Linked DNA regions of Homo sapiens: regions 1, 2, 3, 4, 5 and 6 are each linked to region 7. A link is a loop called in an ENCODE intact Hi-C map of the cell type or tissue named here. Cell type or tissue: PC-9. All regions are shown on one strand.

The links. Hi-C counts contacts between places; a loop is a spot of excess contacts. Peaks named below come from ENCODE experiments on the same cell type or tissue, not always from the same donor. Only the 100,000 strongest peaks of a DNase experiment are listed, where the experiment ranks them.
Region 1: it touches region 7 in a loop (12-fold over the local background); 6 of 110 quality-filtered maps call a loop at or near these places.
Region 2: a loop joins it to region 7, with 11 times the contacts of the local background. A loop is called at or near these places in 10 of 110 quality-filtered maps.
Region 3: it touches region 7 in a loop (19-fold over the local background); 104 of 110 quality-filtered maps call a loop at or near these places.
Region 4: a loop joins it to region 7, with 16 times the contacts of the local background. A loop is called at or near these places in 106 of 110 quality-filtered maps.
Region 5: a loop joins it to region 7, with 10 times the contacts of the local background. A loop is called at or near these places in 2 of 110 quality-filtered maps.
Region 6: a loop joins it to region 7, with 9 times the contacts of the local background. A loop is called at or near these places in 28 of 110 quality-filtered maps.

The regions. Positions count from the first base shown.
Region 1 is chr20:57,088,206-57,092,205 of GRCh38, reverse strand. No RefSeq gene overlaps it. Among named protein-coding and RNA genes, the nearest start is that of BMP7-AS1, 120 kb to the left of the region's middle. In PC-9, CTCF peaks have their summits at 2,202 and 2,404 (motif pointing left); a DNase peak (open chromatin) is centred at 2,435; H3K27me3 peaks cover 755 bases.
Region 2 is chr20:57,620,865-57,624,864 of GRCh38, reverse strand. No RefSeq gene overlaps it. Among named protein-coding and RNA genes, the nearest start is that of ZBP1, 2.4 kb to the right of the region's middle. In PC-9, CTCF peaks have their summits at 2,004 and 2,210 (motif pointing left); a DNase peak (open chromatin) is centred at 2,104.
Region 3 is chr20:57,512,052-57,516,051 of GRCh38, reverse strand. It overlaps CTCFL (CCCTC-binding factor like), which reads left to right. Exons shown (of 11, transcript NM_001386993.1): 6 at 218-338; 7 at 1,311-1,460; 8 at 3,300-3,460. Among named protein-coding and RNA genes, the nearest start is that of CTCFL, 11 kb to the left of the region's middle. In PC-9, CTCF peaks have their summits at 1,417 and 1,619 (motif pointing left); a DNase peak (open chromatin) is centred at 1,631.
Region 4 is chr20:57,595,261-57,599,260 of GRCh38, reverse strand. No RefSeq gene overlaps it. Among named protein-coding and RNA genes, the nearest start is that of ZBP1, 23 kb to the left of the region's middle. RefSeq lists silencers at 2,016-2,189, 2,210-2,269. In PC-9, CTCF peaks have their summits at 1,950 and 2,149 (motif pointing left); no DNase peak of the experiment used is centred here; H3K4me3 peaks cover 608 bases.
Region 5 is chr20:59,453,668-59,457,667 of GRCh38, reverse strand. No RefSeq gene overlaps it. Among named protein-coding and RNA genes, the nearest start is that of PHACTR3, 150 kb to the left of the region's middle. In PC-9, CTCF peaks have their summits at 1,546 and 1,751; no DNase peak of the experiment used is centred here; H3K27me3 peaks cover 3,920 bases.
Region 6 is chr20:57,379,949-57,383,948 of GRCh38, reverse strand. It overlaps LOC124904938 (a long non-coding RNA gene), which reads left to right and starts at 1,345. Exons shown (of 2, transcript XR_007067671.1): 1 at 1,345-4,000. RefSeq lists an enhancer at 1,882-2,176. In PC-9, a CTCF peak has its summit at 1,980 (motif pointing left); a DNase peak (open chromatin) is centred at 1,998.
Region 7 is chr20:58,208,420-58,212,419 of GRCh38, reverse strand. No RefSeq gene overlaps it. Among named protein-coding and RNA genes, the nearest start is that of ANKRD60, 18 kb to the left of the region's middle. In PC-9, CTCF peaks have their summits at 2,220 and 2,423 (motif pointing right); a DNase peak (open chromatin) is centred at 2,389; H3K27ac peaks cover 482 bases.

The DNA of each region.
Region 1 (4,000 bases), 1.1 Mb after region 7:
CTTGCGGAGGGCAAGCTCGTGCGGAGTCGCTCGCTACACGCAGGTCCTGAGAATGAAGCCAAAGCTGTGGTTGCCGAGCGGGCCTGCTGCCCCTGACTCGCCACCCAGCAGCTGTTCCCCGAGCGCGCACTGCGAGTCAGGTGCAGGGACACCGGCTGTGCCCCCTGAGCCTATGCTCTCTCCACGCTGCCCTCCCTGGGCTCCTCCTGTAACCTCTGTCTCCTCCCCTTCCCCCCTCTCCTGGGGGTCCACCTCCCAGCACCCCCTATGCTGTGCCTGACTTCTCTACTGGACCTGAGTCCCGGAGGACCTCACTTTATCCAGCTGCCAGCCCGCTGGCATGGCGAGTGCCTCATATGTGGTCGTTCGATGAACCCCTCTCTGCTTTGGCTGCCTGGCATCTCGTCATTACAACTTTCTCTCCTCCAGGAAGCCCTCCATGATGTCACATCACCCCCTCTCGGGGCTTGTGTCTGCCTCCTTCAGCAGACTGCCTTGTTCAGTACTGTATTGCCTGGCACACAGTAAGTGCTTAGTAAATATGTATTTGTTGAGAAAAGGAATGACTGACTGACTGAATGAATGACTGAATGAATGAATGGGAGGCATGGGGATGGGGAAAGAGATGAGGGAAGGGTAAGAACCCTGACTAATGTGGACAAGTAATGACAATCCCAGCGACCTCCCAACCTTCTCCTTGTTGAGGTAAAGAGCTGCTGACTGGGACCCGGCCTGTGACCAGGCCTGGCCAGCCCGGCAGGACCCAGTAATCCAGAGCCAGCGGCTCAGGTTGAGTCCCAGCCTCAGCACTCACACTTTTGCGGGTGGAGAGGCATGAGTGGGTGGGAGCGAACACAGGTGGAGGGTGAACGCAGGTGGGAGGCGCACGCAGGTGGAGTAGTGCGTGCCAGTGGAGGTGTGTGCATGGGTGGTGTGTGCCAGTGGAGGTGTGCACATGGGTGGTGTGTGTGGGTGGAGATGTGTGTGGTGGTGGAGGTGTGTGCGGGTGGAGGTGTGTGTGTGTGGGTGGAGGTGTGTGCATGGGTGGTGTGTGTGGGTGGTGTGTGTGGGTGGAGGTGTGTGTGTGTGTGGGTGGAGGTGTGTGTGTGTGGGTGGAGGTGTGTGCATGGGTGGTGTGTGTGGGTGGAGGTGTGTGTGGTGGTGGAGGTGTGTGCGGGTGGAGGCGTGTGTGGGTGGAGGTGTGTGTGGGTGGAGGTGTGTGAGGGCGGAGGTGTGTGTGGGCGGAGGTGTGTGGGCGGAGGTGTGTGTGGGTGGAGGTGTGTGTGGGCGGAGGTGTGTGTGGGCGGAGGTGTGTGTGGGCGGAGGTGTGTGTGGGTGGAGGTGTGTGGGTGGAGGTGTGTGTGGGTGGAGTGTGTGGTGGTGAAGGTGTGTGTGTGTGCGGGTGGAGGTGTGTGTGCGTGGAGGTGTGTGTGCATGGCGGAGTGTGTGGTGGTGGAGGTGTGTGGGTCTGGAGCTGCACCAGCTTGTGCAACTGTGAGTGTGTGTGGCAGGAGCACCTGAGTGCGTTCGTTTCCTCTTGCTGCTGTGGCAAATTTTCCCAAACTTGGTGGCTTAAAACAACACTTGATCTCATAGTCTGGAGCTCGGAAGTCTGAAGTGGGCCTCACTGTGCTAAAATCAAGGAGTGGCAGACTGCATCCCTTCCTGAGGCTTTGGGGGGAACCAATTTCCTGGCCTTTTTAGTTTCTAGAAGCCACCACATTCCTTGGCCTGTGGCCCCTTCCGCCCTCCCCAAATCCAGTGGTGGCCGGTGGAGTCTCTCCCTGCATCACTTCAACCTCCGCTGCTCTGTCACATGGCCTTGGTGTGACTCTGACCCTCCTACCTCCGTCTTATAAGGAATCACACTGTGCCCACCCAGCTAACCTGGGAATATCTCCCCACCCCAGGATCCTTAATTGAATCACACCTACAAAGTCCCTTTTGCCATGTAAAGTGACATGTTCACAGGCTCTGGACATTATTCCGTGAATCACACTGGGTAGATAACTTCCCACTCTGAATCTCAGCTCCTGCGTCTCGAAAACAGGTATGAGCTGTGCTGGCCTCGGAGGATCCCAGCTCCCGGGCTGTGTGCACCTGCACGGTTCCTGCCTCTGGATCTGCGGGAAGTGCAAGGAGCCCTGGGGGTGGGGAGGTTGTCAGGGCGTGGGCCCAGCTCCCTACCGGTGCCGTGCCACTTAGACACCTTCTGTGAAAGGCCTGGTCATAGCAGCAGTGCCTGCTCCAAAAGGACTGTCCTGGCACCTCGTCAGAACCGTGAGGGTCCCCACTGTTGTAACTTTGTCAGGACACAGGCAGGGACACCTGGCGCTGGGCAGCCCCTCTCCTGCCTGTGTCAACCCAAGGGCCTCCTCCCTTACAGGTGGCTGCTGCCCTCTGCTGGCCGCCGGGGGGTCCTCCAGGGTGCCCTGTGGCTGCTTGGGGCAGCCTCTTCCTGGTTCCCCTGGGGTTGGGGATCTTCCTGGTCCCCACTTTGGGGTGGACTCAGGCATGTGCACCTAGAGGCTGTTGTCAACACTGCTATTAATAGAAGGCCACCTCCTAAGGTGAGGCAGCCCCGACTCAAACAACGCCTGGCTCTGCTTCAGGCAGGAATCATGGCCACTCAGTGGGTCTCCTGGTCACTGTCCGGTGGTCAAGTAGCCTGATATCTACTCACTGGTGTCCTGGAGCCACCCAGACTTGTGCTCTGGCCCTTCCTGGCTGTGTGACGTAGAACAAATTACTTTACCTCTCTGAGTCTTGGTATCCTCTTTTGAAAAATGGCATTAGTATCTGCCTTGCAGTGCTGGAGCCATATATATACTAGAAAACATAGTCTCTGACATTTGTTGAGCATCTACTATACACCAGGCCCTGACGCCCTTCCTGCATCATCATATTACCTCCTAACTGGGCTTATCAAATCTTTTCAAGAACCTTAGCAAGGAGGTGCTGTTCTGATCCCCATTTTACCGATGAGGAAAGTGAGTCTGGAGACCTGAGGTCTCCTGCCCCAGGTGTACACAGCCAAAGTGGAAAACCAGGATGCAAACTCAGGTCTGTCTAGACCCACAGCCTCTTCTTTTTACCCTGTGTCTCTTGCTTTCTGGTCTCAGCAGAAGTCCAGATTGGCTAATACATATGTTTTTGATCGGTTTAAAAAAAAAAACAAATAAAATTAATGACTTAATGAAAACATTTTGTTTGGTAGCCATTTTCTTCCAAAATAGGGGGTGGCCAGGATATTATAAGAGGTTCTCAGGGCTTGGAGTTGGGGACCCCAGCCTTCAATGCGTGTCACCAGGACGTCTTCAGCAATCCTTCCTGCTCAGCCCCCTGCCTTGACATGCAGCGAACAACAAAGATCTCTGGGAGCAAAACACTCTTGGATCCTAAAACCCTCAAGAAAAGACATCCCGTCCACCCCTTCCCACCCATGATCACCAGTTGCACAAGTCTCCTTTGGAGTTTTTATTGTCAGCTCTTTCTAGTTTCAAAAAAGCTCCTAAAACCAATTCTACTTTGGGTAACTTGGCTTTTGTAACAGCAGAAGCAATGTTTGGATTCCAATTAGCAAACCGCAAATCCCTGTGGCAGCCTCTCTTTTGGGGTGAGTCTAACAGCATAGAATCCATTAGGAAAGGCTTAAAAGGAACATAACGCTTAGGGTCTATTCCGTGCCAGGTGCTTTGTGTCTATTACCTTGTTTAATCCACACAGAAACGGTGAAAGGTTTGACTTTTTACAGACGGAGGAACTAAGCCTCAGAGAGATTAGGGGGTCCCCAGGGACACATGGCTTGTCAGAGGCAAAGCCAGATTTGAACCAGATACCTCTGTGTTCCCACCTGAATGATTCCACCCCCGACACCAACCCCTTTCTCTATGTGCTCACGGATGGCCCTGTCCTGCCCTGGTCATCCATCTGAGTCCAAACCAGGGCTGGCAAACTTTCTCTGTAAAGGACCAACTAGTAAATACTTTAGGCATATAAT
Region 2 (4,000 bases), 590 kb after region 7:
CAACAGCTCTGCCTGGAAGAGCAGAGAACAGGGCCAGGGCAGACTCCTCTAGGGACTGCAATGAAAACCTGCTTTCCTGGACACACCAGTTTTACTCAGTCTTCATTCCACCCCAGGAGGATGACTTTGTGACCTTGGGCAATCTCCATTCCCCTCTTCAGCCACCCCTGGTTCTCTGACCCTTGTCCCTGACCAAAGACATGTTATTATTCACATTCAGTACCTTTCCACCTCCTCCCCCTGCATGAATTCACAGAGGAAATCTGAAAATAAAATCCAGGCTGCCTGGTAGAAGGGAGACTTGGGTTTTGTCAACACAATGTGCAGTAAAAATATCTCTCTTTTAAAAGAGAGAGAGAAAAATTTAAAGACTCAAGATCAGTAACATGTAATTATCATCTGGTTTGGGCGGAGAGCTCTAATAGTTTCCAGAAAAACACAAGCCATGAACAGGGAGTGCGCCTTCCAAGGCAAAAGGAGATGAGGACTCCAGCAGGCAGTGGTGCCATCTTGGAAGTCTTGTGGCCTTTGAGGCCCTTTCCAGGCAGAGTAAGGAGGCACAGCAACTGCTGAATAAATGAACCCCGTGAATGGACACACCTGAAGGCACAGAGGAGGTATCTTTGCTCCTTTCTTGGGGACACCAGGGAACCTTGAAATGGCAGAGATAGCTAGGTCTCTGCCAATATCTACTGTCCCCCATTTTAAAGTCATAGAACCCCAATTTTAGCTGAGCACATGGTGACCCACAATACAGACCATCTTTCCAGGCCTCCCCTTACAGATAAGAGCCACAAGACTGACCAATGGGGTATTAGTGGAATGTGTGTGCAACTTGTAAGATGCGTGCTTAAAGGGAGATATCTGCCCTTGTTCCCTTTCCTACTCCCTGCTGGAAGGAATGCAGATGTAATGGCTGGAGCTTAGCAGCCATTCTAAAATGTAAGGCAAACTTGAGAATGAAGGCCACAAATGGCAGACCGACAATGTAGAAGGACCCCAGGTCACCACACTAAACCTGGAATGCCTACAACTCTTTCAAGAAAAAGACACAACTCTATTGTTTTAGCCACTGGTATTTAGGCTTAAAGATAATCCTTAGGGTCAAACTCAACTTAAACAGCTCTTAAATAGAGAAGAGAAATAAAGGCAATCTAAGTATTTAAAAGTAAGACTCCCACTCAGTGGGTGACAAGCACATAGCAGATTCCTGGCTTCATCTCCAGATGTGCCATGGAATGCAAAGAAAGGTGGAACCTACCCACGTGAAATGTTTTCTTCTTTTTGTCTATTGCTCTCTTTTGTTTGTTTGCTGTCTAAAGAGATACTGTGGAGATGCATCATGTTTTCTAACTTATGCAAATGTTGTGAGCACATACTAAGTGTCAAAAATGCTTTTTCTTAGTATCTCTGCTTTATAGTTAAAGAAACCGCGGCTCAGAGAGGTAGCGCCACACAGCTGGGAAGGAGAACCTGCCCTGGAGAAGAGACAAGACAGAATCCTTGTCCAGGGAACTTCCCGAGGCGCTTGGTCTCCACTGGCATGGTGGTCCCTGCTACAGACTCCTAAAAATGGCTCAGGCCCAGAGGGGCTCCATGTGCCTTCAGGATGTGGCCACGGGGACAGAAAGGGGTCATCCAAGCACAGTCTGGATGGAGACCAGCCGTGAGGGGCACCAGCCTCCTCCCTGCAGCAGAAGCCATCTTCCTAGAAGTAAGGCTGGCACCCAAGACCAAGCTAACATCCCTCAACCTGACCTGCAAGCCCACCAGGGACCTGGGGTCAAGGCCTGAGCTGCAGAGGCCAGGGAAGGAAGGGGAGAAGCTAGCATGGGCCCTGGAGATGGGGGGAGAGAGAGTTTCCCCACGGGGGAGTGGTGGGCTGTGTCAAGACCAACACTGGGAGGCCAGGCCGGAAGAGCACAAAGAACTGCCTGGAGGCTTCACAGAGAAACAGCTGGAATCTGACTCCTTCCAGGAAAGATGAGTGAAGAAACCACGATGAGTGACTGAAGAGACAGGAAGAATAAAGGATGATGCAGGACAAGGCAGTGGGAGGGGTGGGCACGTCTTGGAGCTGTGATTCATCAAGTCTGGAGTCCAACCATGGGTTGGGGTAGGAGCTCCTCCCTGCAGATCAGAGGGAACTTGAAGCCAAGGTGCGCCCAAGCCCAGGTTGGTGAGCGGCATCACCTGGTGGCCAGTTCGGGCGTGGCACCCCAGACACCCAAGGGACTCAGCCTTGCAGGGCTCAGCCGGAGCCCCTTCCGGAGGGCACCTTCATCATCTCCCTCAGCACCCCACCTACCCCCCCATTTAAAGAGCACTATTGTTATTTCATAGGGTGATACCTGCAGTTTTCGCTTTTACATAAAAGGAGAATAAAAGCATCCTGCAGTTTGCTGTTATTGACTTGCCCCAGACTTACTGGTTCTCCACCTGGAAGCAGGAAAAGTCACCCAGGAGCATAAAAAATCTCACCCTCGGGCCCCAGCCGCAGAGGTTGGAGTTGACTAGTCTGGGCCGGCCTGGGCATTGAGACTTTTTTTTTGCTTCAAACACTTAACATGCAGGCAGGGCGGAAGACCTGGGCTCCAGGTGCTCGCTCTGCAAAGACAGATAGCTTCAGGATAAACCTCCGGACCCCCTTTCCATTTGTATTTGCCGCTAAGCTGCTCCTTATGCATAAATGGGGTCTGCAAGGAGCACAGACGTCTCTAGCCCTCCCAGCCCTCTGCAGATGAGACACAGACCCCAAGTCCAGGGACTTCCAGGGCTGAGCTCTCAACCCCCTTGGCTGCCAAAAGCTGGGGGGCCTTGTACACAGCATTCACCTCTGTGGGCCTCAGTTCCTCCTTCTGTGATCTGGAAGAGAACAGTGGCTCTGAGTTTTTCTGAGGTCACTGGCCCTTTTGAGAATTATGTAAGCAACGGGTCCTCTCCCAGAAGCATTCCTGTGAGGTGACCACGGTGCCCGTGACTACGGATGGCTCTGGGGCTCTAGCCCGACAGCTGGGCTGTATCAGCCCCTTAGGTCCTCACCTCGACCCCATGCGCTAGGTCCTTTGATTAAGTCCTTTTACACATGGGGAAACTGAGGCACAGAGGGGTTAAATAATTTGTCCGAGGTCACACAGCCGGTAAATGGCGGAGCCAGGTTTGGACCCAAGCATGCTGACCCAGGCTTGCATTCCGAACCACTCGGCTGCTGACCCCAGGCATCTGACTCTGGAATTAATAAGCAAGTTTTATGATGAGGCGGGGAACTCCACGCCATCTGTGCACTAAGGGTGATTCACCAGTGACTTCTGGGTGTTATAGATCAGGAAACACAATTGGGGAATGGACAGGACAAGCTCTGTCATGGACTCTGTGTGGCCTTGGACAAGTGATCTTGCCTTTCTAGCCTCAGTTTCCCCCCTGAGAAGAAGACAGAACTGGCCCCTACCCTGTAGATGGGTTGGAGGAGCACTTGAGATTGGAAAACGCATAATAGGTGTTCATTAAAGAGGCTCACATGGATACACACAAGAACAATCTCAGGGCCTTCACGCACCTAAATGTTCTGCCCCTAGTGTGGGCAAGGGAAACAAACTGGAAGAAGACAAGAAAAGCCACTGAGAGCTGGGGACGGTGCCTCTGTAGCACCTGTGAGTCCCCGAGGAGGAAGTACTACAGGAACCAGCGGGGCCGGGCGTGGGGGCTTGCGGCTGGAATCCCAGCACTGTGGGAGGCCAAGGCAGGCAGATCGCTTGAGCCCAGGAGTTTGAGACCAGCCTGGGCAACACGATGAAACCCCATCTCTACAGAAAATACAAAAATTAGCCGGGCATGGTGGTCTAGGCCTGTGGTCCCAGCTACTAGGGAGGCTGAGAGGTGGGAGGATCGCTGGAGTCCGGAAGGTCGAGGCTGCCGTGAGCCGTGATCACGCCACTGCACTCCAGCCTGGATGACAGAAACCCTGTCTCAAAAACAAACAAAAACACAGAAACCAGATAAC
Region 3 (4,000 bases), 700 kb after region 7:
AGGAGCTTATACACACACACATCAAATGAGATAAAATCACCCATAACAGATGATCAAAAGTGATGACTTTTTCATGTTTTTTCAGTGAGTGAAATATGCTCTGGTGCTCTGATGTTAAAATATGATTAATTTAAATCTCTTTTACAATGCTGATTAATGGAAGACTCTGCCATTTTTTAGTTTCTATTGCAACGAACATCATTTATGTATTTATTAGGCAAGTAAATTGAAGCGCCATGTCCGATCCCACACTGGGGAGCGCCCCTTTCAGTGTTGCCAGTGCAGCTATGCCAGCAGAGATACCTACAAGCTGAAACGCCACATGAGAACGCACTCAGGTAAGGGCTCTGGTGCTGAAGGCCTGATACCTACAGTGTTAACTCTTAAAGCAAGCTTTAAAAAATTACTTTTTATTGGCACAATTAAAGTTCAAAGGTAAAAGTGGATTTTTGCGTGCCTTCATGATAAAAGAATCTTGATCTGTACTTTTACCTTTATTTAGCAGTAAGAGAGTCTGCATAGATACTGTGCCACAACCCCACTGTGTGGAGTAAAACACAAAGTATTTGCTTCCGTAGATTTTTCAGGTATTTAAAACTCAACTCCTGGCCAGGCATGGTGGCTCAAACCTGTAATCCCAGCACTTTGGGAGGCTGAGGCAGGAGGATCCCTTGAGTCCAGGAGTTTGAGACCAGCCTGGTCAACATAGGGAGACCCTGTCTCTACGAGTAATTTAAAAATTAGCTGGGCCTGGTGGTGCACACCTGTGGTCCCAGCTACTTGGGAGGCTGAAGCAGGAGAATCACTTGAACCCAGGAGGTTGAGGCTGCAGTGAGCCGGGATTGCGCCACTACACTCCAGCCTGGGTGACAGAGTGAGAACCTGTCTCAAAAAAAAAGAAAAAGTAAATAAAAATAAATAAAAGTCAACTCCTTAATTCATTCTTCAACTTTAAGGCAAAACATAAAGTGTGCTGCTTTTGTAACAGAGGTACTTGATGTCTTGTGTTAAGAATACATTTATGTGTACTTCTTGGTTATTCGTACAGCCCCATGGATGTGAACCACCTTGAACTCTTGCGTAGCCACCAGATGCGGGGAAGTCATGTCTCTGGTCCATCATGGACACAGCTGTACTTGACATAAGCTGTCTGGGCTTGATTTGGGAGTCTCATACTAATTGGGGGTTGTCCGGTGAGAAGGGGGTTGATAAAGGAGGCTTGGGGCAAAAAAAAAAAACACTTTCAGCACAGGTGGCCTTTGGCAAGGATCAGGCCTGGAGGGGGAATCACTTTGTTGTCTGCATCTCAGGTGAGAAGCCTTACGAATGCCACATCTGCCACACCCGCTTCACCCAGAGCGGGACCATGAAAATACATATTCTGCAGAAACACGGCGAAAATGTCCCCAAATACCAGTGTCCCCATTGTGCCACCATCATTGCACGGAAAAGCGACCTACGTGAGTGGTTTAGCGATCTTTCTTTTACTACAGCATTTGCTGGCTCTTTGGAGCGTGGTCCTATAAACCTGCAAAGTACTGGCCCTGATACTGGGAGGCCCGGTCTTCGGGAACTTGGCCCTGGGACGAATTTTCTTCCAGAAGTCCTGTCGCACCATCTGGTGGCTGCATCTCATAAGTGCATTTTATAGCATGTTTTTAGAATCCGGGCCCAGGCCTGTTCCGTATGCACGTGATAAGACCTTTCACAGATGGGTATTACTTCATTCCACATTGGGCCTATTTTTCAGATGAGGACACTGGGGATCAGAGACATAGAGTAACCTGCCTGGGAGTCATACGAACCAAGGGTGCTAGGAGGTGGCTGGATTCTGGGTTCCTATTTATCAGTGCTCTATCTATGGCACCCAGCAAGCTTTTGTTAAACCCTGGCTGTGGGCCTAAGAAGTTTTGGAAGCAGAAGTTTCAAAAGACACAGTTTTCCCCTTAAGACAGTCACTTCGGGAAAGGAGGCGGGCCTGTAACGTGTAATCCGCATCTACCACGGTGAGCCTTTTAACTGTCACACCCCACAGAGTGGGAGAGGGAATCCAGAGGGTCTTGGAACAGCAGGCCTAGGAGCTGGGATTTGATACTGCCTGTGGGGAAGCCAGCCAGTGTTGAGCAATGGGAGGGAGGGTGTGGGAAGCGTGAGTGAACGAGCCTCTTCTTTGTTTCAGGATTCCTGGGCCTCCCTTTTCCATGATCTTATTTCTCTTTCCAAAATATATGACACTGTGATACACAAAAATATGTTAGCAGAACAAAAAATTTGACCCTTTTGCCCAAAGAGATTCTGGAGATGAGATGAATTTTTTTGAAAACCTTTCTGAAAGGCGAAAGGTGTTCCACAAAGTCTTCACTTTTATTTTTCATCTGGACCATTCTGTCATTGTTGCCGTAGATACCAGCACATCACAAAACACAGTCCAGTGGGGCTTGGTGGGGCACAAGTCTAGCCAGTTGCTAGACTTTTTTGACACCATGGCAAAGTAACATGGTTTATATCCATCTCATGCCAGTGGGTGATACACTCCACATAGCCCTATAAGATGCTTTATAAACACATTAATTCTTCCTTCCCATGACTGTATGAGAAATCAAGCTCTCTAAATGTCTGAGTCACTGTGGGTAAGGTGGAGTAGCTCCATCACACAGCTGTCCATTGTCATTTGGCTTCTTACACAAGTATCACAAGACCATCATGCTTTAGACTTAGATGAGCAAACCCAGCCAGACCTTACCATGTGTCTCAGGTTAATTTCAACATAGGAAATAACAGGGCACTGACTTCTAACAACGAGTGGATTATTTAAGGTAAAATAAAGATATTATATCTTTTTATATAAAACCACCTTAACATCATCCTAAAATTCACCTACCCCATAATAGTTCTCAAAGTGCTTTGTTCAATGAACATTTTAGGTCCAGTGTGACATACCTTATATAACATTTAACTCCATACCGAGAGTATTAAAATGATATTTCAGCATTCTGTTCGTTTAAAGCAGTGGTTCTCAGCTGAGAATGATTTTACCACCCAGAAGACAGGCGGTGATATCTAGAGGTATTTTGGCTTTCACAACCGGGGAGAAAGAGGTGCTGCTGGCATCTGGTAGACAGACACCAGGAATGCTGCTTAACATCCTACAATGCACAGGATAGCCCACCCTGCCCTGCCCAGGAAGGAACTAGCATGTTCCAGCGCCAAGGCTGAGAAACCCCGGTTTAGAGGAGAGGGGAAGCAGGCTAACAGAAAACAACACTCTTGAAGTATATAATGTTCTGTGACCATTTTAGGTGTGCATATGCGCAACTTGCATGCTTACAGCGCTGCAGAGCTGAAATGCCGCTACTGTTCTGCTGTCTTCCATGAACGCTATGCCCTCATTCAGCACCAGAAAACTCATAAGAATGAGAAGAGGTTCAAGTGCAAACACTGCAGTTATGCCTGCAAGCAGGTATTGTACTTTACTTAATTTGGAGAGGCAGTGGTGTATGGAAGAATGGAGGGCTGGGTGGGATTCTCTACCACCTTGAAGATACTGAGAAAAGTCATGCTTTTAATAGAGTAGCCTATTCAGAATAACCAGAAAGCAACTGTGAGCCAGTCATTCAAAACAACAGTTCTTAAAGTATGTTCACATATCCCCAGAGCTCCCTGTGACCAACTAGGGCCCCACAAGAGCCAAGCCTTTGTTATGATAATGGAAAGGTGTCATTTGCCCTTTTGAGACATTGACATTTGCACTTTTGGTGCCAAAGTAGTGGTGGTCCTTAGCCCGGATCAAGGCAGTGACACCCAGTGGAATTGGTGGTTGTGGTATTCTTCACCTTCACACACTGGCAGCAAAAATAAAGGGCAGTTTTACATGACAGTGTGCTTGAAGAGGCAGTTAAAGTTGTTAACTTTATTCAGTCTTTACCTGGAATACTTTCTTTTTAATAATCTTTGTGATGAGATGAGAAGCCGGCATACGCACCTCCACTGTCTTCCAAAG
Region 4 (4,000 bases), 610 kb after region 7:
TCAAACAATGTGGTTCAGGACCCACTGTCCCTCCATCTCTCTTCATGGCTTCCCACAGACTCAGCTTTTTCAGGCTCCACACGGAGACTTTCCAGCCACTAAGAGTTCTGCCCTGCTGGGGACAAAATGGCTGCAGTGGTTCCAGACCTCACATTCCCACAGGGGACAAAAGCAATTTCTAAACCACCCCAGTATTTGCCACCTCCAATTGGGCATGGGGATGAGAGTCATTAGCTGTAGCCAATCCAGGCTCACCCCTGAATTTGGGGGTGCTTAGAATGGTGTGGACCTTCTGTGACAAGGGCATTTTCTAAGCATTCTTTAATCCTCCCCTTAAGTACATGAGGAGACTGGGGCCAAGGGAGGGTAAGTGGCTTGCCCAAAGCCACATGGCTGACAAGTGAGACCCATGTTCAAAATTCCAGATTGAAAACCAGATTTTTCCAGTCCTGGTGGTCAACCCATCACGGAGGATTTAACACTCCCATCTGCCAGGCTGCTAGCTCCCACGGATGACAGCAGACTGGCACCCACCCACGGGCAGCCACATCACCTCAGATGGGGAGGGGCCAGCAGGACCAGGATTTTGCATTCCATGAAAACCCTCTTCTGCAAGAGCTCCTGTGAAACAAGGGTTCCTTGGACAGTTGTGGATACGCAGCATGATGCAGCCCCCGCTGCATGATTCCAAGGCAGCCCATTCAGGGAGGTGAAACTACTGCTCAAGGACAGAGATAGGATTCAAACCCACTCAGGGAGGTGAAACTACTGCCCAAGGACAGAGATAGGATTCAAACCCAGCCATCAGGCAGGCTTGCAAGCCAGTGCTCTTAAACATGTTACTGAAAAAGCTGCCTGGGACATATCACCGCGGCCTGGCTGTCACCTCCCAGCCCCTGGCTGGTCAGCTCCCCCACTGTGTCTCATTGACCTGCCCCCCACGCCCACCCCGGGGCACAGTGGCCTTTGCCACAATCAGCTGAATGCCCCCAGCTGCTGGAGAAGCAATCCAGCAGGGCCAGTGCCGGCAAAGCCCTGAAGGCGGGAGTGTCAGCTGGGGGGCCGGGGGTGGGGAAAGGGGGGAGGGGGTCTGGCGCCCCTGGCTACAGAGCTCGAGACAGGCCTGGCCCTCCCAGCTCCACCTGCAGGTCAGGGGTGTGGGGGGTGAACTGCGTGGCTGGGAGATCCTGGAGGTGAATCTTTGATCCCCCCATTTGTGTGACTCCTCTCTGCCCCCAGCATCTGGCTTACCGGCTCTGAACCTCTGTCTTTCCCTCTCACCTCCTCCTTCCTCTTAGATGGACCCCTGTGATGACATCGAGGCCACCCTGATAATGCAGGATGACCCCCCACCTCACTATCTTTAACTTAATCACCTCTGCAAAGTCTGTTTCTCCATGTAAGGTAACATGTTCCAGGTTCTGGGATTAGAACACGGGCATCGTCCTGGGGAGCCTCACACAGCCCGCACTGCTGAGCATGCTTCAATGTGCAGGCTACCCCATGCCCTTCAACGCTCAGCGCACCCCATGCCCCTAACACAGACATCTAGCCCAGAGTGCCAGCAAGGCCCAGACTGAGAAGGTCCGTTACAGGCGCTGCTGCTGCTGTTAATATCACGAATATAAAAGAATAAATGGGGAAAAAAATAATGGGGCTTGGCGTCACAGCCCCTGGTGTGTGTAATCCCAGGCAAGTGAGTGTAATCTCAGGCAAGTCCTGCCACCTCTGAGCCTCAGTTTCCTACTCTGTTAAATGGGCAGAAATAGGGACAGACCCTGCCTGGTGGGAGCTCACGCTAAGAATGAAGGGAGCCCTTGCCCAGTGGTGCCCAGACCTGGGGGCTGAAGCCTAGGCCCTCCCGGGGATTGATTGACAGCCGTCTGTACAGGTGGGGCTAGGCCGGGAAATTGTCAAAATTTCCCCTGTGACACCCGCCCCGGGCTGAGATGTCTGGGCCGGCTTCCAGCTGTGGCCCCAGCTGTGACCCCAGCGGCCCCACCCGGGCTCCCGGAGAGTTAGGGCCAAGCCAGCCCCCGCCCGCGCCCTCCGCAGGTCTCGACTGCAGGGGCGGCCTGGAGGGGAGGAGCGCGGAGCCGGCCTTTCACAGCCTTGGCCCGAGCGCCCTCTGCTGGCCGCACGCCGCCGGCCGCCGCTCACCAGGCTGGGCTCGGAAACTTCCAGGGCCTGAGGTGGGGTCAGGCGGGGTGGGGGGGATCCCGTGTGACCCCCTCCTGTTCCTTCCCCACAAAGCAGCCAGACACACGTGTTTCCCCCACGGTTCCGGGGTGGTGCACATAAGCCTGCAGCCGGTCCACAGGCCCCAGGTGAAAGTTCCTGTTCTGCCCTCCCGGGCCGGGGGCGGGCTCCTTTCTGGCTGATGCCCGTGCCCCAAATTTGGGGGAAGGAGCACAAACCCAGCACCCTTCAGAGGCTGATTTTCTTCTATCGTGGGGAACACCCCTGCAACCTGGGTACCCCCGCTCAAGTCCCCAGTCCAGCTCCTGCGTGACTCCCAAGGACCCTACCTGCAAGCCCATCTGTGGCATCGAAGTCCCGACCCTGCGGGAGCTGATGCCCCCCGGACTCCCGCAGGCACTAACTCACTTCATCCTCCCACCGACTCCACGAAGAAAGGAATCTTTACCCCGTTTCACATGGAGAAAACTGAGGCACAGAGAGGTTAAGCTACTTGCCCAAGGTCACACAGCCAGTGAATGGCCCTCTAGGATTAAACCCAGGGCACAAAATGAGTACAGTCGACCTCCAAGTGTGGAAGAAAACCCACATCATCAACCCCTGTCTGGGAGGTAGGGAGGTGGGGCGGTGCCTCATTTGCAGGACCTGAAGAGAGGGCCCATTTGAGCTTACAGTCAGCCCACAGGCCCCTCTCTGGCTCACCAAGTGGGTGGATGCCTCCCAGGTCTACACAACAGTGTAGGGCCAAAGATACAAACTTGGACCACCCCAGACTCAAGGTTTTGCCCAACCATTTTCTAGCTGTGTGACCTTGGGCAAGTACCTAGTCCTCCTGCGCCTCCGTTTCCACATGTGCAAAATGGGGTGATCATCTGTGTTCAGGATGAAACTAGCAGGGGCCTGCCTCGTTGGTGCGGCCGCATCAGTGCTGTGGGTAATGGTCCCTCACCACGCCCCATCCTGAGCCACCCCCTTCTCTCCATCTGGCCCCTCCTTCTCTGACTCCTAGTCTAGCTCCTTGTTTGAGTCTGACAATGTGCTCAGGTAGGATGGATTCAGAAGCCATATCTGCCCCAAGCCTGGTGGACAGCGGGTTTACCCTCTGTGCTGTGACATGCCCAAGTGACCCGCTACCTTGAACCTCAGCACCCCCCACCAGCGTGCACCACACACACATACACACAGCTCAGTGCCCAGGTAGGGCCCAGGCCTCCAGACAGGGCAACTGCTTCCCATCTCACACACACAGCACCACGGCCACACTCTGCTGAATGTCACCTCCTCCCACTCTGCCCAGAGGTCCTGGAGTCACTGACAAAGGAAAGAGGCCCCCAACAAGACCTCCCCGAGTGGCAGCCAGGCCTGGGCCCCAGAGGGCTCCGCCACTGACCAGGTGTGAGATGTTACAAGTGTCATTGAATCCCTGAGTCTCAGTTTTCCCATCCGCAAAACGGGGTTAAATGAGATCATCGGTGGAGAGCCCCAGAGCAGGGGACGTCAGTGGGTGTCAGGGGACGTGGCTGTGTTGTCACAGCGCCCGTGGTTCCTGGCACAGCCACAGCCTCATGAATAGCAAAGGGTGATCTAACTCGGCACCCAATAAGTCAGGCCCCACCATGACCCCCAAGGAGGCATTTCAGCCCTTCGGCAGGTGACGAGAACAGGCCCCCATCCTGCAGCCGGTGACGAGAGCACAGGCCTGGGGGGCCGCAGTGCTCTTGTCCCACACCCTGTGGTCCTTTGAATGGTAACAAAGCTGACAGTTACCAAGGGCTGACCACAGGCCGAGCCCTGCGTGGAG
Region 5 (4,000 bases), 1.2 Mb before region 7:
GAAAACCATCTCTGCCACTTCCAGCTAGCTAGATCTTTCTGTGCCTCAGTTTCTGTATCTGTACGATGGGCATAATACCACCTCCACTTGGTAGTGAGGATTAGGAAAGATGATGCGTACAAATCATCTATCTCTGTGGTTAACTAACAACATAAGCCACTAAATAAACAGCAGTTGTAGTCACTAACTAAACTGCATAGAGGTTAGGAGCTGGGACTCTGGAGCTGGACTGCCTGAGCTCCAGTCCCAGCTGTGTGACTTCCCAGCTGTGTGACTTTGGCAAATTACCCACTCTTTCTGAACCTCAGTTTTCCAACCTGTGAGACAAACACTTGTCAGGGCCATTGTGAGCATCCCGTGAGCTGCCAGGCAGCCTGGACGCAGGAGCCATGGCATTGTTCACCGCCCGTTGGAGGGTTATTGGGTTTGCCACTATATGTGTTGATTGGGTGCCGGGTGGTGTAGTCGAGATGGAATCACCATAATTTTCATTCACAAAATTCAGGTAACTGCTTGAAATAGACTCCATTTGGGGCCTGCCCTGGGATAATTACATAACGTGCCACTTAATAGTAATCAGTGAAGAACTAATTAAAGCAGGCGTTTCTCTGACAGCCATCACAGATTGCTCAAGAGAGCAGGTGAGAGCAAAGCTGAACCGCTCCTGAAGCTTCTCTGTGCTGTCAGCCCGCGGGCGGAGGCCCAGGGAGCCGGGCTGGGAGTGGCCGGGAAGGGCCCCCGAGCTTTTGTTCTCTCCAACTTGTATCTCCAAGCTTCCATGGAGACAGAGAAAAGGGGTCGTGAGGAGCAGCGGGTGTGGGGCCTGGAAGCCCCCAGGGTTCTGTTGGGCCATGGGGGGCCTGGGTGAGAGTCTCGCTCTAGACTGGAGGGACACCCCCAGCAGGCTGGGCCCGCTCCTCTCTCTGAGCTGCATCTCTCAGGGTAGGTTGGCAACGAGAAGGGGAGCTCGCAGAGATGTCACAAGGCTGAATGGGACAACACCCGGACCACAGGTGGGGGAAGCCCCCGAGACAGGACCACGCAGCCACTTGCTGGCAGTGTGAAGGGGCGTGTCGGCATGGCAGGCACAGCCTGTGGGCTTGCTGGAGCCAGGTATGACCACAGATTACTTTGTGAATGCCCCACCACTGCCCCTCCGGGGCTGAGGCTCTAGGAGCTCAGAGAGGCAGCTTGGCCTGCCTGAGACCTCAGAGCTGGGACTTGGTCAGGGGTGACACAGACCCACAGGAGAGTCGGGCCTTCTGGAATTTTCCAAACCAAATAGCATGCAAGTTTCTGTAGTGGTGGTGGAGAAGGGTGCTGGGGAGAGGTCAGTGTGAGTGGAGGTCCAGTCACAGTTCCCAGGACTGTAAAAGGCCAGGACAAACCAAAACTCGGATATGCCGAGTAAGTGCTGGCCCCGAGGGTGGAACTGGAGCAGGCAGCCAGTGTGGCTAAGCCTGAGAGGGGGTACTGCGGGCTCCTCAGACACAGATACTTCCCTCCCCACTGTCCCCACTGTCCCCACTGTCAGCAGTTCAGAAGCAATGAAAGCTGGGAAGAATGAGGGGGAAGAAATGGATGCAGTCGCCCACAGATAAGGGGGAGATGCTGAGGTTGCCCTGACCTCCTTGGATAAAGACCACACCACACTCATTTACACACCTGTTCACTTTTTGGGTGTAGGTGCCCTGAAGCCCCCAGAGAAAATTCTAGAGAAAATGCTGCTTTCCGACCAGAGAGGGTGCTGTTGCCTCACAAATGAGCTACCCAAGGATTTGGAAAAAAATTTCCTTGCCGTGATCCAAAGACTGAGAAGTTTCTGTCCATAAACAGCCCTGAAATGGCCTGAATCCTGCCAAACCCTGGGCTTTTTTTCCTGCTAGTACCCATTTTCTATACTCCCACAGGTTGGGGTGAGGAGAGAGAATTATCAGAGCTAGGGAATATTGATGATAACTGCAATGGCTACAATGTCTCACTGCCCTGTAATACTTGCAGCAGTCTGAGACCTGACCTTGTGCCAGCTACCATGTATCACAGCCAGCCCAGTGCACTGTGTGCCAAAGCCTCACCCTGTGCTAGTGCTTTGCACACATTTCCTCTGATCTCACAGTCACCCCCGGGGGAGATAGGGTTGCCCACATGTTGCAGGACCTCAGTGCTACCAGTCACTTGCCTAAGGTCCCAGGTAAGTGAGTGAAAGTCAGTCAGAAAGCTGTCATTTGGACCTGGGTCCACTTGGCTCCAGAACAAGTGCCCTTTAACCACTTCACTATGTTATTTGGGAGCTACATGGCAGGTGGGCCCCAAGCTAGACAGTGGCACGTCTCCTCCCCAGCTGCACACCTTGTTCTGTTCCGGGGGACATGTGTCTGACTCCCGCAATTGGGGAGGAGATAGGCTGACATGGGCTGGATCTTAAGGCCTAAATACGAAAAGAAAACACATCTCTCCTCTCCTATCTTCCCCGGCCTGCTTTCAGTTGTTTCTGGTCTGCCTCTCCGGGCTGGGCTTCGAGGCTCTTCTCTCTGAAATGCCCTGGACGGGTCTGCAAGAGAGAGAACCCTTGGAGAGGATTCCATTAAACAATGATCTCTGGCCAGATGTTCTGTTTTTATGCCACATTTTTTCTTTTTCTTTTTTTTTCTTTTTTCTTTTTTTTTTTTTGAGACGGAGTCTCACTCTGTCGCCCAGGCTGGAGTGCAGTGGTGCCATCTCAGCTCACTGCAACCTCCATCTCCCAGGTTCAACCGATTCTCCTGCCTCAGCCTCCCAAGTAGCTGGGATTGCAGACATGTGCCACCATGCCCAACTAATTTTGTATTTTTAGTAGAGATGGGGTTTTACCATGTTGGCCAGGCTGGTCTCGAACTCCTGACCTCAGGTGATCCACCCACTCAGCCTCCCAAAGTGCTGGGATTACAGACATGAGCCACCACACCAGGCTTAAGCCACATTTTTGATGACCTGTGGAGGCCCCATTTCCCATTTTTAGGGAAAGGAAGGACTCACATTACTGAGAAAACTTGGTGTAGGCCACTGATTTACATGGCAGTCTTCCAAAGGAGGCTAAGGTCTGGGCCCCCTGGTTCAGCTGGGCCAGCAATGAGCAGCGTTCAAATCCCTGAGTCGGGCCGGGGAAGATAGGAGAGGAGAGATTTGTTTTCTTTTCACATTTATGCCTTAAAAAGAGAGAGAGACTGAGGGATGGAAAGTAGACAAGGAGGCCATGAGCACGACTCCTTGCAAGCCTGGGTTTATGGAAAAGCATATGTCAATTCAGTGTTCACAAAAACAGACTTTTTCCCCACTGTGGACTGCTCTGCCAGCTATCTAGTTCATTTCTTGGGGCTACTCTGAGTTCTTGTAAATGAAACCGATGGCGACCACCTGCAAAAATGAATGTAATTAGGCAAAATATGCTGATTTGACACCAGCTGGAATCAATTGGGCATACTGAAATCCCAAGAAGCTTAAGATGACTCTCAGGATGGAGTTTTTCTCATGACTTGACGTCTGTCCAGCGGTGTTCACTTAACCCCAAACAGGGTTGGTCAGCGGGGAGCCTGAGGCCAACATCCTGGAGCCCAAGAAGGCAGGCAAAATGGCAGCTGGGACCTCAACACAGCAGGGCCTCTCTGCGTCCCATAGGGCCTCCGCCGGCCTCTGCCCGGCACATTTGAAATGTGTACAGGAAACACATCTGTTCTGGATCCTTTTCCCCACTTCATCAGCTTTTCTCGATGTTTCTTATTGCAGCTGCAGAGCCAGCCCGCATAGAGGAAAACTGTGCACAGGTGGTTTCCATTTCTACTCTCTGCTGGTGATTTTTCAAGTCCTCACCCTCCTCTGTCCCCAGGCCTGACAAGGGCTGTCTGGGAGCTCTTCACACTGAGCTGCTGGCTTCAAGGGAGGGCTGCTCATGCTGGGTCTGCTTGGGATTCCTAATCAGAAAAGGGACCCTCCCTTCTTTTCTTGAGCTGAGCAACAAGACAAT
Region 6 (4,000 bases), 830 kb after region 7:
TTTACATTTTAAGCAAGTATGCAACAGGTGTTTCTCATTGGCTTTCGAAACAGCCCTCACCTGAAAAAATATTTTTCAATAGATTGATGCAAAATTCACAATAGGCTCTTAGACTGTGGTGATGGTTTCATGGGTGTATGTTTATCTCCAAACTCATCAAGTTGTATAAGTTAAATATGTACAGCCTTTTATATGTCACACTTCAATAAAGTGTAAAAACTCACACAGTCGGCTACGAAACTGTTTACACTGCCCATATTTGCCTTACAGTGACCTAACACCTGTCATAATAAAACCCTCAAAGGTGCAGCCACAACCTCTCCTGGCTTCTCCCATCTCCGTGGGATAAATGTAGGCCGTGAGATAGGGGAACCGCAGTGAGCAGGAAGACCTCGCAGAGCTGTGAAACATTGCCAGGCTCTGATTAACAAGCCAGTACCTTGCAAGGAAATACAATGCTTGTGTTGAGACTGCCTTTCCTAAACACTATAGCCAGGCCCTGGGGTCTGGGGCTTATACAGCTTTTTAAGAGCCTACAAAAATGTTGAAGGGCAGAGAGGTAGAAAGAAAGAAAAAGAGAACTGGCTTGAAGATATTTAAAAACAACAACCCCAGCCTGGGTGTGGTGGCTTACACCTGTAATACCAGCACTTTGGGAGGCCAAGGCGGGAGGACTGCTTGAGCGCAGGAGTTTGAGATCAGCCTGGGCACACACGGTAAAACCCTGTATCCACCAAAAATACAAAAAAATAAAAAATAAATAAAAAACAGAGCCTGGTGTGGTGGTGCACACTTGTAGTCTCAGCTACTCAGGAGGCTGAGGTGGGAGGATACTTGAGCCCGAAAGGCAGAGGCTGCAGTGAGCCGAGATTGCACCACTGCACTCCAACCTGGGAGATACAGCAAGATGCTATCCTCCCCCCAAAAAAACCAAAAACAAACAAGAAAAATCCCCAAATTAATCCGTTTAAGTAAAGGCCTACAAATGTAATACTGGAGACCTCACAAACTATTTAGTGTTCTAATATCCAATCAATTTGAAAACAATTTGTAGCTTTGTAGGAAACGCTGCACTTTGTGAGAAATTCCCTATTATTCGAGGTCATGATTAAGAAATCAACATGGAGTGTACGCTTACGGCCAAATCATTTCAGAAGTAAAATAGGAAAGTTTTTCAAAGAATTTGCCTTCAAAACAATGTGTATTTAAAGCAGGATGTGGGTGCATTTTAATATTTGGTGTGGAGTGGTGGGTGACACCTCCAAAAGTCAGATGACCTAGTGCAGTGATGTCCCAGAGAAAGATGAATACAACATGAGCCACGAATGGAATCTACAATTTCCAGTAGCCACATTTTAACAAATATAAGCAGGGGAAAGTTAAATTATCCAAAATAGTATCATTTGAATGTGTAATTGGTATGAAAATTAATGGCATTTACATTAATTTCAAGAGCATGTGTTTAGTTCATTTTTTTTGGCGCTAAGCCTTTGAAATCTGCTGTTTTAGGTTTACATCTCAATTCCAACGGGCCACAGAGCCTCAAAGTTACTAACACGAGTCTTAAAGTGACCTGTTTGCCACCACCAGGGATTTGTGTTTCCCATATCACGGCAGGGATGATGCTATGGGGCACGGGAGTGCTCAGAGGCCCCCACACCGCGGGCGCCAAGGCTTCAGTGTTCCACGAGGAAACCATCGCGGACATTAAGTTTGAAACAGAAAAATCAGGGTCCCACCTCTGACAAATTATCTCCTTTAGCATTTTCCAAGGAGGCCTTCAATCTAAGTGTGTTATTTTTAAGACGATTCTTCTGACAGCATAAGCAATGTTTTGATTCTACTTCCCAAATATCCTAAAAGCTTAGCAACACAACAAAAAATGGAAGGGGGTGGCCAACACTTCATTTCTTTTAATGAACTCAAGTCTGTGAAACTGAACACAGAAACACATGCTCCAATGTTGGCATTGGGGCCATTCGCGCCATCTGCTGGCCAGACCTAAGCACAACACCCGGCTCCTGGGGAAAGAATCTTAGAGACAAGCAAGATCTCCAGTCACTTGGTCTCTGGACCTTTTTGTCCCGCCTGTATACCGACAGCACAGCCCCATTGAGCAGGAGACTTCTCATGGATGTCATCCTCACTGGCACTCGTAGTAGCAGCTACATTCAAACTCCACATCACGGGCCAGCCACAGGGGCACTTTTACGCTTTAACTCTTTGACTACTCACACAACCATTATGATAGCTACTTTTAATGTCTCCCATTTTACAGATGAGGTCACTGAGGCTCAGAGGGTTAAATCACAGGCTTAAACAAAGGGTAAATCACATGTTAGCAAAGTTGGTGACAGAGTTGGAATTGAAGGTGGGCAGTCCAATTTCAAGTACATGTTTTTTTGTTTTTTGAGACGGGGTCTCACTCTGTCGTGATCTAGGCTCACTGCAATCTCCACCTCCTGGGCTCAAGCACTTGAGCAATTCTCACGCCTCAGCCTCCCCAGTAGCCGGGATTACAGGCAGGTGCCACCGTGCCCAGCAAATTTTTGTATTTTTAGTAGAGACGGGTTTTGCCTTGTTGGCCAGGCTGGTGTGGAACTCTCGGCCTCAAGTGGCCCGCCTGCCTCGGCCTCCCAAAGTGCTGGGATTACAGGCATGAGCCACCGCACCCAGCCCCCTGTTCTTAATTGCAATGTTATAAGGTTATTTCAAATATAATTAATATAATCATCCCTCCCATTTTGGGGAGACCTCAAGTGCAGTTATGGCTTAGTACTTGAGGTCACCGAAGCTAAGAACTCATCCTAAACCATACAAAAAGTGACAGGCACAGAGAAGAATCCCACCCCAGGATATGAAAATATCTCATACATACATAGATTCTGTGATTTTGTGTGGCTCCACTAAAAGAAACGCTCACTGCAACAACTACGTTCATTTCACAACCTACGAATGGGTCATGAGTGAATTCGGAAAAGGCTGGCTTAGGCACTCCCGAGTGTTCAAGAACATGTGTTTAGTTCATGTTTTAGAGTCTCTCCTCCAAAAGAGACGAAAATTTTGGTTGAATGAGAAAAACAAACATTTCCTACATGACTCAATAAAATTTCTTTGAGACAGGGTCTTGCTTTGTTGCCCAGGCTGGTCTGGAACTCCTGGCCTCAAGTGATCCTCCCGCCTTGGCCTCCCAAAGTGCTGAGACTCCAGGCGTGAGCCACCACGCCTGGCCCTTGCTGTTTACCTTCTCTTGGTGGTGATTTTCTGGTGAAAGTCAGCAAGCTCACTGCCAGCAGGCCAGGCACTTGCCGCATCCTTTGTTCTTCCTCTGCCAGAGGATCTCTGGTGTGAAGCTAACCCGAAAACGGGGTGAGGCAGGCGGGTTCAGCTGGCCCCTTTGACTGAGAGGGTTTTCACAGGCAGGCTCACATGCACACGTGCACACACGTGAGCACAGGCTCACAGACAGGTGTCTCACACAAACCCACCACAGCTCCATCCTGCTTCCAACCAAACATGACAGGAACCGAGTGCACCTTCCTGTGCCCACCCTAAATCCCTGCCACCTTGTTGCAGCAGCATCTTTACACAAAGTTCTTCCCATGAGGCCCTGTTCCCACAGTGAGGAACCAAGGAAGCGATGTTACAACAAAGACTGGGAGGAAAGCCAGGCAAAACCAAGCAGAAAATCAAGGGAAAGGTGAGTGTTCATGGTGGCATCCTGGTGGCAGGCAGATGGCAGGTGTATGTTCACTGCCAAAACCCTTTCCACTTTTGTGGATGTTTTAAAATTTTCATATGTTGGAAAAAATTAAGTGAAAGAACACAATTTGTCTTCTCCATGAGGTTTATATACTTTACTTTCAACGAAAGCAGCTCTTAACAGGGTGTGCAGTCAATATTTAATGGCAGGACGGCTTGACATTTAGTGAAACAAAGAGCCAAGATTACACTAGTATCTCTTTGAAGTAGAAGATGCCATCAAACTTATGAATACTTA
Region 7 (4,000 bases):
CAGCCCTAAATTGTTACAACCGGCAAGTCTCCTTTTGTGAGACAGGGTCTCACTCCATCATCTAGGCTGGAGCTCAGTGGTGCAATCACGGCTCATTGCAGCCTCGACCTCCTGGGCTCAAGTGATCCTCCCATCTCAGCCTCTTGAGTAGCTGGGACTACAGGAGCGCCCCACCGTGTTTGGCTAATTTTTTGTATATATGTATTTTTTAATAGAGACAGGGTTTCACCATGTTGCCGAATTCCTGGGCTCAAGCGATCTGCCTGCCTCAGCCTCCTAAAGTGCTGGGATTATAGGAATGAGCCATCATGCCTGGCCCTTCTTTTATTTTTTATCGTGGCAAAAGACACACAACATTATCCTTAGTGACATTTAGTACATTCGCGATGTTGTGCAACCATCACACTATTTCCAGAACATTTTCATCATTTCAAAAATAAACCCCATACCCATTTGCATTCACCCCGGACACCTCCCTCCAGCCCTAGATGACCACCAATCAACTTTCTGTCTATACATTTGAATACTCTGAATATTTCATATAAATCAGATCATAACAATATGTAGCTCCCCTGCTTTTTTTTTTTTTGAAACGGAGTCTCACTCTGTCATCCAGGCTGGAGTGCACAGGCATGATCTCAGCTCACTGCAACCTCGGCCTCTTGAGTTCAGGCGATTCTCCAGCCTCAGCCTCCTGAGTAGCTGGGACTATAGGCACATGCCACCATGCCCAGCTAATTTTTGTATTTTTAGTAGAGAGCGGGTTTCATCATCTTGGCCAGGCTGGTCTTGAACTCCTGACTTCAGGTGATCCACCCACTTTGGCCTTCCAAAGTCCTGGGACTACAGGCGTGAGCCACTGTGCCCAGGCACATGTAGCCTTTTGGACCTGGTTTTTAGCATAATGTTTTTGAGGTTCACCCATGTTGTGGTATGTCTTAGTACTTCATTCTTTTTTATGGCTGAATGACATTCCATTGTATGAATATACCATGTTTTGTTTATCCATTTATTAGCTGATAGATATTTGGGTTGCTTCCACCTTTTGGCTATCGTGAATAGTTCTGCTATGAGCTTTGGTGTATAAGGATTTGTCTGAATTCCTGCATTCAAGTTTTGGGTGTACATTAGGAGGGGAATTGCTGGGTCACATGGTAATTCTGTGTTTAACAGCATGTCTTACTTTTGTAATTAAAAAAAATCAGGCTGTGGAGGCTCGTGCCCGTAATCCGAACACTTTGGGAAACTGAGGTGGGAAGATTGCTTGAGCCCAGGAGTTCGAGACCAGCCTGTGCAACATAGTGAGACCCCCATCTCTACAAAAAAATATAAAAAATTAGCTGGTGGCATGCACCTGTTTCCAACTACTCAGGAAGCCGAGGCAAGAGGACGGCTTGAGCTGGGGAGGTCGAGGCTGTAGTGAGCTGTGATCACAGCACTGCCCTCCAGCCTGGGTGACGGACTGACACCCTGTATTAAGAAATAATAACCAATAAAAAAAGGAAGGAAAAGAGAAAATGCTCCCCCCGGCCCCCACGCCAGGCTGTCTAGAGTTGGAGAATTACGACAGTCGTGTGTTGAGTATTTTCCAGGCATCCCGCACACGTGATCTTATTTGGTCTTTTCAGTGACCCTGGAAGGCGGACATTCTCAATTAGTATCACAGTCGCAAGCGGGCTTAGTTAAAACACAGATTGCTGGGCCCCACCTCCCAAGGATGCGAGACTCAGTGTTTGGGACAGGGCCTGAGACTCTGCATTTCTGACAAAATCCCTGGGAAGGTGGTGCTGAGCAGCACTGAGCACGTTCTCTTTCATGCCCATTTGTCACGGAGGAAATGGAGGCTCAGAGAAGGTTAGCAACTTGCCCAGCAACACACAGCACCTAGGTGGCAGAGTGAGGATGCCTGCCCCTCTGCCATAGTTTCGAGTGCCTGTCGGGATGAAGCTGAATGTGACTGTTCTGAGCGGCAAAAGTAGAGGTTCCACCACCTTTGGGAGGCAGGTGGGGGAGTATTTTGGTTCTGGAGTCAGCTTGCCCGGGAGGCCTTCCTGGAGGCTACGACCTCGGTTACTCCTCCAACTCCCCTCTTTCCCTACTTGTAAAAGGCAGAAAATACCAGCACTCATTCTCAAAGCATCGACGGCCCTGCCCGGCCAGGATCCAGCTGGGACAGGCACATTGGGCTGAGCACGGCCAGGCAGTGCAGAGGGCAGGATAGACGGGCAGGTACGCACACCCCACGGACACTTCCTCGTGGGCTGCACCCCAGCCCCAGCGGCCCACAGGACACACCCCAGAGGTCCTGAGCACTTTCCACCCCTCTGTCTTGGATTCACGAAGAAAATCCTCTCCGGGCCTGCCGGCGTCGGCTCCCGCCAGGTGGCGCTGTCGAACGCAGTTGCCGCAGGTGCGCGGCCACGGCGGCCTGTAGGTGTCACTGCGAGACCGCAGATCAACTCCCCGAGTGGCGCCTCGCGCGGATCCAGGCGGGCCGTCCATCCGCGTCCATCCGCCCCCACCCGAATTGCAGATCCTGTTGCATTCCCCAATTTTCTCCTTTCCCGTTAGGCCGTTATACACCAGAGATTTTCCACTCTTGGTACTTTTGTGCTCTGTTGATCTTTGGATAGTAGACACTGTTTTGAAAAATATGTAACCACGTGGATATTATTTTCACATGCCATTCATAGTGTAAGAATTTAGAGAGAAACACGGTCCTCCAGTCCAAAGAGTCTTCCCCGGTGGGGGCGGGGGCGGGGGGCTTACAGACTATGTTTTTAGGGTCAGGGATAAGAGCTAGCCAGCTTTACAGATAAATTCCATTTTTTTAAACTTGTCCTCCTAAAGGGAAGAAAAGTCTAGGACCTTCCTTTCAATCCTAGTGAATATATTAATTAATATTCACCCAGGAGGCGCTGCAACAAGAAAAGCAAGAAGGAATTAGGCTAACCTAGGTATTTCCAAGCCCAAGATCCTCAACATCATTCTCCCCAAGCAAGGTACCAGTCATGTGTCACTTAAAAGGGGTGCATTCCGAGAAATGTGTCCTTGGGTGATTTTGCCGTTGTGCAAACATCATAGGGAGTACTTACACAAACTAGATGGCAGAGCCCACACACACCTAGGATATGGGGTATAGCCAATTGCTCCTACACCAGGTTACTTAACCTGTGCAGCATGCTGCTGCATTGAATGCTGTAGGCCGGGGTCTCCAACCCCTGGCCACAGAGGGGTATTGTTCTGTGGCCTGTTAGGAACCAGGCCACACAGCAGCAGGTGAGCTGCAGGCTTCATCTGTGTTTACAGGCGCTCCCCATTGTGAGCTCCGCCTCCTGTCAGATCAGCGGCAGCATTAGATTCTCATAGGACCACGAACCCTGTTGTGAACTGCTCATGTGAGGGTCTAGGTTGTGCGCTCCTGATGAGAATGTAATGTCCGACGATCTGTCACTGTCTCCCAGCACCCTCAGATGGGACTGTGTAGTTGCAGGGAAACAAGTTCAGGGCTCCCACTGATTCTACATGATGGTGAGCTGTGTAATTATTTCATTACATATAACAACGTAATAATAATAGAAATAAAGTGCACAATAAATATAACGCACTTGAATCATCCCTAAACCATCACTCCCCTCTGGTCCGTGGAAAAATTGACTTCCACGAAATGGGTCCCTGGTGCCAAAAATGTTGGGGACCGCTGCTGTAGGTAGTTGTAACACAATGGTAAGTCTTTGTATATCTAAACATAGAAAAGGTACAGTAAAACTACAATATGAAAGATACAGAATGGTGCACCTGTGTAGGGCACATACATGAATGGAGTTTGCAGGACTGCACGTTGTTCTGGGTGAGTAAGTGAGAGGGTGGTGAGTGAATGTGAAGACTGAAGATATCACCGTACACTACTGTAGACTTTATCAGCACTTCACACTTAGGTTACACTACATTTGTTTAAAAAAGTAATTGCACTACAACTGTATGATGGCTATGGCAACAG